Regions from separate parts of the Homo sapiens genome. Here region 1 is linked to region 2. Evidence: read pairs that join two places in POLR2A ChIA-PET (ENCODE). Cell type or tissue: GM12878. All regions are shown on one strand. Each heading gives the region's core, and the rest is flanking DNA. Links, peaks and the distances in the headings are about the cores only.

Region 1 (5,380 bases), core at 301-5,300, 2.0 Mb after region 2:
ATGTAAAATAATTTCCTTAACCTAAAATGGAATGGGGTACCTTAATTGAAATATGTTTGCAGTTTGAATGATATGTAAACTTTGAAGTTTACAGCTTCTGCTAGCAGATTAAAAACTTTTTTTTTAATATGACATCAGACATTTTTGAAAACAGCACTTTGGACGTTGCAATTTGCACGTTTACTTATTAAATAACACTAATTGTCTAACAACATGGCTCACATTTTAGTTGCCACCATACTTTATCTTTTAACTTTATACATTAACTAAGATGTAACTGCATAAAGTACAAAACTTGCTGGCTAACTCTTCAGTCCACAAAGCACTATGTAAATAACAGAAGCTCATCACAGTCAGTGACAAGTCATGTCACTTATTTCAAAGTCTATCTGTGATTGGCCACTGTGCATACAGTTCACACACAGAAGTGTTAGTGTTGCCTCTCTGTCCCCCATGAGAAACTCATGATGTTTTAAAAAAATGGATAATTGAAAGAGTTGACCAACAGAGATAAAACTGCAATGAATTAACAAAAAGTGTTCATGAAATACTAGAAGTGATAGTTGAATCAAATATAAATGGAGTTAAAGAAGAAATAGCTCACCATGGAAATGTGGATGCTTTCACCATTTGAAAGACTATAGATATACAGCCAAAGGAATTTAGTGAAGGTAAACTTACATACATGATACAAGTGGTATGACAAAAAGGATGAAGATGTCCCAGAGGAAGTGACACTAGCAAAAACTTTGCATACTGAAGGAGCTGTCAGAGATATTTCATGATACTGAAAGAGCAAAGGACAAAATGTTTTAAGTTGATCCAGACTTAGGAAGGAGTGTGACAGCTTGCCAAGGCATAAAAGATACTTGCTCCACATCATAAATTATATGATTAGAAGACAAGCACTATTTAAGCTATTCTTGTTAAGTTTTCACAAAGAAAAGTAACACTTCTCAATGTTTTTAATGTTTTAATTACAGTACACTAAATAAACACTAGTTTTGCTATTTTTTCCATTTCCATATGTACATTTATAATCAACAGTAAGAGTTTTTAATGTTTTTAACATGAACTTTTATCTTGGAATAATTATAATTTTTCAATTGATTATTAAGATTGCTTTACATGCTGCCTGTATATTACAAATATTTGTATATTACAAGTAGTAGTTTATAAATATTTATTAGTTCTGGTCTCTGCTTTTGAGACACAGGATAAAGACTTAATCTAGTGGGGAAATTAGTTACATAAATGAATTATATCATTCAAAGTGCTAAGGTATACTTTGCTGCTTTGACAGGTGGGTCAGTGAAGATTCAGAGGTGGTAATATTTGAGCTGGTACTGGTGCATGATTTTGCCAGTTTGATAAAGGGGGAAAGGAAAAGGTGCCTATCAAGGAGATCTGAAACACCAGCTTGTTCCACAAACTAGGCCAGAACAAAAGCTGCATCTGGGTGTGGTAAGAGCTACTAGAAAAAGGCAATGTGGGGCACAGATTTGTGGAACCTGTTAACGGATTATAAGATACTTCAGTAACAGACTCGGAAAGTTTTGGGGTTTTTTTCTTTTCCCTTTTTTTTTTTTTTTTTTTTTTTTTTTGAGACGGAGTTTTGCTCTTGTTGCCCAGGCTGGAGTGCAATGGCGTGATCTCGGCTCACCACAACCTCCACCTCCAGTGTTCAAGCAATTCTCCTGCTTCAGCCTCCCAAGTAGCTGGGATTACAGGCATGTGCCACCATGCCCGGCTAATTTTGTATTTTTAGTAGAGACGAGGTTTCTCCATGTTGGTCAGGCTGGTCTCGAACTCCCGACCTTAGGTGATTCCCCCCCACCTCAGCCTCCCAAAGTGCTGGGATTACAAGCGTGAGCCACCGTGCCTGGCCCAGACTTGGAAAGTTTTTAAGTGGACAAATAAACTGATCAAGTTTGCATTTTAAGAGACAACTCTGGATAGTGTTGTAAAAAATGGTGTTATAGTAATTCAGGGTAGAGATGTTGGGGACCTGAACTAAGGCAATGTAAAAGGAAAGGAAGGAACAAATTAACAGCTGCTTAAGGGATAGACTCCGTAATACTTGGATGGAAAGAAAAGCTGAGGGAGAGGAAAAAGTAAAATATAACTTGTAGAGATACATATTATCTAATTTCAAAGATATAAGGATTAGATTACTATAATGACTGTTCTGTGATCTTGGTGTAGGCCTTTCCTTACTTTGCTGGATGGGGTGGGGGCAGAAGTATAGGGAGGAAATATTTGTATGCTTCATCGCCAGTGTTTTTTTTTGTTCATTTCTTTGTTGTTTTACATTTTGTTGATTAATAATAACGCTATATGAGAGAATAAGATTCAGCAGAGTTCAAAAGTATATGTTGGGTATTCTTTTCCTGTTTTTCATGGTTGTGGAAACTCATATTATAAAAACTTCAGTTAGGTCCTGGATGATAGTGTTGTAGATTGCACTGTTGAGAATTCTTTTCCTCTAGAATACAGAGTAGTTCTAGAAGGGAGGGTTGTCCCTCTAGAAATAGATTAAGAGTAATTTAGGAATTCACTTCTGGTCTTTCTAGAATAATCTAATTACCAATGAACAGTCTTAAGGAAGAGAGGAATGACTCAGAAGTTATTCCAATTATTTTTGGACAGTAGAAGTCTTAATTTCTAGTATAAAACCAAAAGTGAGTACATTATTGTTATTATTTTTCTTAATTGCTTCTTTGCATTCATAGCCATTTGTGTTCTTTGGTTGTTTCAAAGTCTGTTTAATTTTGCATATTAGTATATGCATTCTTCAAGTAGTTATATGGCTGCTAACCATAACCTCTTTGAGTTTGTCTGTGGTTGCCATTATTAAATCAGAGAAAGACATGCATAATAAAAATATTCCTTTATTTAATAATCTCTTTGCCTCCTTGTGGATGTTCTATCTTCTTTCTCCTAAATACCTATTTCCTTAAGAGATGTGCAGGATAATCATCAGGATTTTACTGTGAAATGTAAATGAGTCCTAACATTAGTCTTTTGGCCTCATATTCAACATACCCAGACTTGCTTCTCTTCTGCGTAACTTTATCTTGGCTAATGGCATGTAATTTAAGAGTGCCACCTCTGAAATCACACTCATCTAGAGTCAAATCCTAATTCCTACATATGCTAACTTTATGAACTTTAGCCAAGTTATGTAACTTCTCTGTCCTTTGGCTCCACCCCCCGTTTTCTCATCTATAAAACAAAGAGATTATAATAGTATTTACCTTTTAACATTTTTTTCTTTTTCTTTTTTGAGACGGAGTCTCGCTCTGTCGCCTAGGCTGGAGTGCAGTGGCACGATCTGGGCTCACTGCAACCTCTGCCTCCCAGGTTCAGGTGATTCTCCTGCCTTAGCCCCCCGAGTAGCTGGGACTACAGGCGTGTGCTACCACACCCAGCTAATTTTTTGTATTTTTAGTAGAGACAGGGTTTCACCATGTTAGCCAGAATGGTCTCTATCTCCTGACCTGGTGATCCGCCTGTTTCATCCTCCCGGAGTTGCTGGGATTACAGGCGTGAGCCACCGCGCCCGCCCCTTTTAACATTTTTTGTTGGAATTAAATGAGAATGTGTTAAGTGCTTGGTACATACTAAATGTTCAGTAAACAAATCTTAGTGCTATTATCATCTATTTAATTATCAAGCTAGGAACTTTCTAGCTTCCCCTCTTCACCTTCCAGCTGTCCTCTCTCATCTGAAATCAGTGTCCTTGAGACCCATGATTCTAGCTTAGACAACTCCCTCATATTTGCCTCCTTCTCTTCACCTTCTGCCTTATGTCAGGCCCTGCTCTCTAGAATGTTGTGGTAAATTTTCTGCCAGACTCTAATTTGTGCTTCATAATCAAATCAAAATTATGTTAATAAAACAATCTGAGAGCCTCCATTGTCTACAGGATGGTTTCTCTTAGCACATTTGAACTCCCACATCTTTTAAGACCCAGGTAAAAATGCCATGTTAACCTAATTAATCTTTCACGTTTAATGTTGGTTGCCTCTGTGACATTTTGTTCTTTTATATTTTTAGCTCATTTTACTTGTCTGTGTCTCTCACTTGGACTGTAAGTGCCACTGGGATGGTAATTCTTATTAATTTTTATATTCCATTGCCCAACTTAGTGCCTGGCATATGATAGTTACTTGGAAAGTATTTATTAATTAGTGCATTGATTATACACCTGAAGAGCCACACTCTTCATCTGTTTGCCTCCTCTTTCGCTTTTTAAAGGTCTGAGTGACTAAAGAGATCAGAACAGGAGGGCACATCCTAAAAGCAGGATGCCCCATGATCCCCAACTCTAAAATCGAAAGAGAAGTTTGGGAGGAGAAAGACCTAAAGGGGTCAAGAGTAAAGACAATGTATGATTGAATATTGAGATTAATGTCTAGTGTCCTTTACATTTCAATCAATATTAAGGATAATATTATAAACATCGTTTTTACAAACTTAAGCATTAATTTTACTTGTAGGCCCTGTCTTTACACATTATTGGCAATAGAGTCTCAGTAGAAACATCAGAAGAGTTTCAGGCATTGGAAAGGAAAGCAAGTTAAAAACTCTTCTATTGTCATCGTTTAGTAAAGAAAAGAAACCCAGGCCTAAGACAACAACAAATTGTATCTGGGAAACTGGAAATAGGTTAATTCTTGGTATTCTGGGAAAGATGACTAGGGAGTAGCCAGGTGCCCTACAATTTGATATTCCTCAGGAAGCCATTGTCTCCCTCACAACTTGGCAGCAGCATTCCCTTTCTTACCCCATCCAACTCACTCTCTGCAGGTGCCATTGCTTGCAGTTTTTCTTACTTCTCAAGTTGAAACATTCTGCAAAAGGCTTTATGATACAGTTGGTAAGGTAGAGTGTTGCTAGTCATATAGGTCAGGTTATTTTTGGTTGGGTAATTTATTGTATGATTTGGAACCTAACTATGTAGTGTTTTTCTGTGATGAATCTGAATTCTCAGACTTACAAGTGGACTTTTAGAACATAAACACTTTGCACAATAGAGATTGTCTTGAGCAAAGAAATTCATTCTTTTTAGAAGATGTGAGAGAGAACAGGATGTCTGTTCAGTTTTATTTCCTTTTTCTAGGGGAATCTCTGCCACTCTTCTAGTTAGTATTGAAGTATATTTTAATTCTGAAGTTGAAGATAAAATGGATTCTTCAGACATACAACTTGTATTAGTAAATTATAATTTTACTAATTATAAATTAGTAAAACTTGTATTTGCTTTTATTGATGGTTTAAAAATAAGTTTCTTGTTGAGATTGTTTTGAGTAATGAGAGATCTTTAAAATTTTCAAAAGGAGGATTAATTCATTTGTTAAATATTTCTTGCCTGCCC
Region 2 (5,380 bases), core at 111-5,110:
ATTTATTTGAATGATTTCTCCCTTCTTCCTCACCTATCCCCGCTTTTGTATTTTCTCTGCTATTTGCTTTGTCCACCTCTAGAAACCCTTCCATGCCTGGGCATTCCCCACCTGACTCATTTGCCAGTGATTTCTATATGAGGACTGTAATTTGAGTCTAGTATTTGGTTGAGTAGACTGCAGTGTTAAAACTCACCAGGAGAGGGCAACTGTCTAATCATTGGATCCCAGATTATGAATCCTGGATTATGTGAACAATTCTCAGTTCCAGGTTATGCAAACAAATATGTTTCCCATGGTTATAAATTTGCTAGAGTCTATAGTAATTAGATTGGGATATAATTTGTGTTGGGTTATGCAAAGAGTATCTGAACCAAGTTAAATCTGTTATACTCAAGGCCAAGAGGACATTCATTTACTAGAATTTTATTCTATTGGAGCCCATTAGTAGAAATATTTATTTATTTGGAGGCAGAGTCTTGCTCTGTCACCCAGGCTGGAGTGCGGTGGCATGATCTCAGCTCACTGAAACCTCTGCCGCCCAGGTTCAAGCAATTACCCTGCCTCGGCCTCCCGAGTAGCTGGGATTACAGGTGCCCACCACCATGCTCGGCTAATTTTTGTATTTTTAGCAGAGACAGGGTTTCACCATGTTAGCCAGGTTGGTCTCCAAGTCCTAACCTCAAGTGATTGGCCTGTCTCAACCTCCTAGAGTGCTGGGATTACAGGCATGAGCCACCGCACCCGGCCGGAAACATACAATGTTTGTCCTTCATGTCTGGCTTATTTTACTTTGCAAAATGTCTTCAAGGTTCATCCACATTAAAAACATCTATTTTATTTTTATTTTTATTTTTTGAGATAGAGTCTTGCTCTTCCGCCCAGGCTGGAGTGAAGTGGTGTGATCTTGGCTCACTGCAACCTCTGTCCCCTGGGTTCAAGCAATTCTCCTGCCTCAGCCTCCTGAGTAGCTGGGATTACAGGTGCCCACCACCATGCCTGGCTAATTTTTGTATTTTTAGTAGAGACTGGGTTTCACCGTGTTGGCCAGGCTGTTCTTGAACTCCTGACCTCAGATGATCCGCCCGTTTCTGCCTCCCAAAGTGTTGGGATTACAGGCGTGAGCCACCACATCAGTAATTCATTCTGTACAATGTTGTATATTCTCAACACATATTATATTTTAATTTCCTTATTTCAAGAAAACCTTAGAATTGAAGATACAGTAGTTCCCCTTATCCTTGGGGATCTGTTCCAAGACCCCCAGTGGGTGCCTGAAACTGAGGGTAGTACCAAACTGGATTGCCATCATTCAGAATAAATTTCTGTTTGTGTCTTCTACCCACAAATTTCATGCCTTTTCCATCTTAACTAAGCACTTACCATGTGCTGTGGCCATAGCTTTTGCAGTCTGAAGTACAATAACAATACTAGCATGAATTTTTTTTTCCTCCTTCACAGTTTCACAGATAGAAGATTTGTTCTTAATATAGTTTTAGCAACCTCAGCGTAATGATTTTGTTCATTAATAAACTGAGAACTTTAATCTTTTTCACTTGAAGGAAACACAGCTTCTCTTTGGCATAACTGAATTGCCAACGTCACTACTCTTGTGGTTTAGGGCCATTGTTAAGTAAAATAAGGGTTACTTGAAAACAAACACTGCAAAACTGAAGGTTGATTTGATCACTGAGATGGATACTAAGTGACTATTAGGTAGGAAGCATAGACAATGTGGATGCTCTGGACAAAGGATTGATTCATATTCTGGGCAGAAGGGCTGGAGATTTCATCGCAATACTCAGAATAGCGTGCATTTTAAAACTTATGAATTGTTGGCTGGATGCGATGGCTCATGCCTGCAGTTCCAGCACTTTGGGTGGCCGAGGCAGGTCACTGACTTGAGCTCAGGAGTTAGAGACCAGCCTGACCAACATGGCCAAACCTCATTTCTACAAAATGTACAAAAATTAAGCAGGCATAGTGGCATGTGCCTGTAATCCCAGGTACTCGGGAGGCTGAGGCACGAGAATCACTTGAACCCGGGAGGCGGAGGTTGCAGTGAACTGGGATTGCACCACTGCATTCCAGCCTGGGTGACAGAGGGAGACTCTGTTTAAAAAAAAAAAAAAAAAAAAAAATGCCAGGCATGATGGCTCATGCCTGTAATCCCAGCACCTTGGGAGGCCAAGGAGGGCGTATCATTTGAGGTCAGGAGTTCGAGACCAGGCTGGCCAACATGGTGAAACCCCCATCTCTACTAAAAATACAAAAAAATTTGCTGGGCATGGTGGTGCACACCTGTAATCCCAGCTGCTAGGGAGGCTGAGGCAGGAGAATTGCTTGAACTTGGGAGCCGAAGGTTGCAGTGAGCCGAGATTGTGCCACTACACTCCAACCTGGATGACAGAGTGGGACTCTGTCTCAAAAAGAAAACAAACAAAAAAACCTTATGAATTGTCTATTTCTGGAGTTTTTCATTTAGTATTTTCAGACCATGTTTGACCAAGGGTAACTGAAACTGTGAAAAGTGGAACTGTAGATGGTCTCTATGAGTAGTCACTGTTAAAGGGGAAACAAAGATGATTGTTGGCCTGATCTTGGCCTTCAAGGAGTAAAGGGGTTCTGTGTAGTCAGAGGGAAGCTGGGTGCTTCTGGTGGAGAGACAGGAAAGTCCAGATGTTATGGAGAAAGTAGCTTTTGAGTTGAACCTAGAAGGAAATTCATTTTGAGTTTTTTTGGGTTGTTTGTTTTTTGCAGAACGTGTCCATGCTGGTTTAGAGATTATGGTCTAAGTGTTTTTCAATAAAAGGCATACACTAACATTCATAGTTACCTGTACCAGAGTTAAAATTAAATGGAGTTTTCAAGGCAATTAGATTTATTTTAAACTTTTAAAAGATCAATATTAATGGCATTAGGGCCAGCTCCTTTATCTGATGTCTTTAAAGTTCATTCTGGCCATAGTCAACCCTTGTAATGAATTTTAACCTGACACATGTTGCTACTTCATCTAGTCTTTGTAACCTGGTTATTTATTTATTTTTTGAGATGGAGTTTTGCTCTTGTTGCCCAGGCTGGAGTGCAATGGCGCGATCTCGTCTCACCGCAACCTCCACCTCCCAGGTTCAAGCGATTCTCCTGCCTCAGCCTTCCCAAGTAGCTGGGATTATAGGCATGCGCCACCAAGCCTGGCTAATTTTGTGTTTTTAATAGAGATGGGGTTTCTCCGTGTGGGTCAGGCTGGTCTCGAACTCCTGACCTCAGGTGATCCGCCCACCTCGGCCTCCCAAAGTGCTGGGATTACAGGCGTAAGCCACCGCTCCCGGCCTGGTTATTTGTTTTATCTGCAATTATTCTTTCTCGTGAATCCCCTTGGCTAATCATGCTCACAAAGTTCTGACACATATACCACCTGAATATTTCTAGAATCTGAGTCATCTTTCACTTAAATTACAATAACCTCTTAACTGGCCTTCTTGCCTCCTAGCTTGTCCTGCTCTGATCCATTCATGCCAAAGTGATTTTTCTAAAATTGAATAAGTTTTTTCCTTGCAAAAAACACTTGATTGATTTTCTGTTGTCTTTCCTCACCATTGCTGTGAGGTTTTGTTCTGTTGTAGCCTCTTGCTACATTTTTTGGCATTTTTTTCTTATCTTCCATCGCATTTCCTCATATAGGGCAATTTAGTATTTTAGTTTAGTGCATAGTTTAGTGCACAGTTAATCTGAGAAACCACTCTGTCTCATTTCCTTGCTGGAGCTGGAGACCCAGGTGAAGATCCTGAGGTTTGTTCTTTTGCAATGTTTGGCCTTTATTATCTGCCCTCCTCCTGTAATTTATTTTACTGTCCTTTTTGTTTTTGGTTGGCAACCATGGGGAGGTGGCTGCTGCCTCTTGCTTATCAACAACTGTTGCTTATGGAGACTTCTGTGAACAAGCAGCCAGGTTTAGGTGAGGAAATTGGCCGTGACTGAATTCTGGGTGAATTTTTCGAGGTCCAGTTGGTCCAAATGTTTGTGATGTGCAGTCCTAAGAGGCCATGGCTCTTCCTGTGAAGTGTGATGTGTTTTATGTATCACACATTAGTTTTTATTTGTCCTAAGCAGGAATCAGAACTCAGTTCAATAGAGGCCATTGGCAAACATCCCAAACAAGGAATCTCTCACTAAAATAGCTTAAAATATAATTTTACCTGTGTGGTCTAGGCATTTGTGGTACAGTGTTCGTTAGCAGTGAGGAAGGGCTATGCGTGCCTGGAGATCAGATGAGAGGCCTTAACTCAGTGAGGTCGCTGACTAGTTGACTTTAAGGCATAGCTGCTGTAGATCATACCCCTCTAATTGACCCCACCATTTATCGTTTATCACATGGGCAGCCCTGGAGGTATGCCTCTCTGATGGCCTATCAAAAAGAATCTGCCCTTCAGCTTCAAGGAACAGTTTGCTGACAGCCTCCAGCTGTTAGTGCTGTCAGGCTTTGCCTCCACGGAGGCCATACTTATCCCATGCTGCGTGTCCTTTCATTTTGGTGTCATCTCTTTCTCCCCTTCTACCCCTCCTCCACCACAGTAAACAGCTTTTTGAGGGCTGGGGCTGTTTATAAGTGAAGTAGTTTATAAAAAGTAGATGCACATCTTTCAGCTTCATATTTAGCATGTTGGAAATTCTGTTCACTGATCTAATTCTGAAATCTCCTTGGTATTTCTTAAACTAGTTGTATAGGCTGGGTGCAGTGGCTCATGCCTGTAATCCCAGCACTTTGGGAGGCTGAGGTGGGCAGATCACCAGGTCAGGAGATCGAGACCATCTTGGCTAACACGCTGAAACCCTGTCTCTACTAAAAATACAAAAAAAAAAAAAAAAATTAGCCGGGCGTGGTTGTGGGCGCCTGTAGTCCCAGCTACTCGGGAGGCTGAGGCAGGTGAATGGTGTGAACCCGGGAGGCAGAGCTTGCAGTGAGCGGAGATCATGCCACTGCACTCCAGCCTGGGCGACAGAGTGAGACTCCATCTCAAAAAAAAAAAAAACTAGTATGTCAACAAAGCTTTGTGCTGCTGTAATGGGAAGAACAGCTAGCCTGGGCTAGTAATATGCTAACTGGTTTATGAACTTAGGTAGGTGAGTCACTTGACTATTCTGGGTCTGTTCTGAAGGGAGAGGCAGTAGGACTAGGAGTTAAATTGTCATGCCGAGGTCTCTGAGCATGGGTGGGCCTGTCAGAATTGTCATCGCTCACTCTGTTGACTTCCAGCAGCTGACAGGCAAGGCCCTAGGAAGCTCTTCAGCCTCCTTTCCTTGCTAGAGGTGCTGTTTTCCCTGGAAATGTTCAAGCCCTGCAAATCGTTTCTATAGTAACAGGTCTCTGTCTTTTTTCTTA

What was found. Peaks named below come from ENCODE experiments on the same cell type or tissue, not always from the same donor. Only the 100,000 strongest peaks of a DNase experiment are listed, where the experiment ranks them.
Region 1: POLR2A ChIA-PET joins it to region 2 with 10 read pairs; 2 of 35 experiments call an interaction of 5 or more read pairs at or near these places.

The regions. Positions count from the first base shown.
Region 1 is chr14:52,929,935-52,935,314 of GRCh38, reverse strand. All of the region lies in intron 2 of FERMT2 (FERM domain containing kindlin 2), which reads left to right. LOC105370500 (a long non-coding RNA gene) reads right to left here. Exons shown (of 3, transcript XR_943867.3): 3 at 5,081-5,380. Among named protein-coding and RNA genes, the nearest start is that of FERMT2, 18 kb to the left of the region's middle. In GM12878, for the core only: no CTCF peak of the experiment used is centred there; no DNase peak of the experiment used is centred there.
Region 2 is chr14:54,888,167-54,893,546 of GRCh38, reverse strand. The region is part of intron 1 of GCH1 (GTP cyclohydrolase 1); the gene reads left to right. Among named protein-coding and RNA genes, the nearest start is that of GCH1, 12 kb to the left of the region's middle. RefSeq lists an enhancer at 2,584-2,833. In GM12878, for the core only: a CTCF peak has its summit at 186 (motif pointing right); a DNase peak (open chromatin) is centred at 2,576; H3K27ac peaks cover 2,417 bases.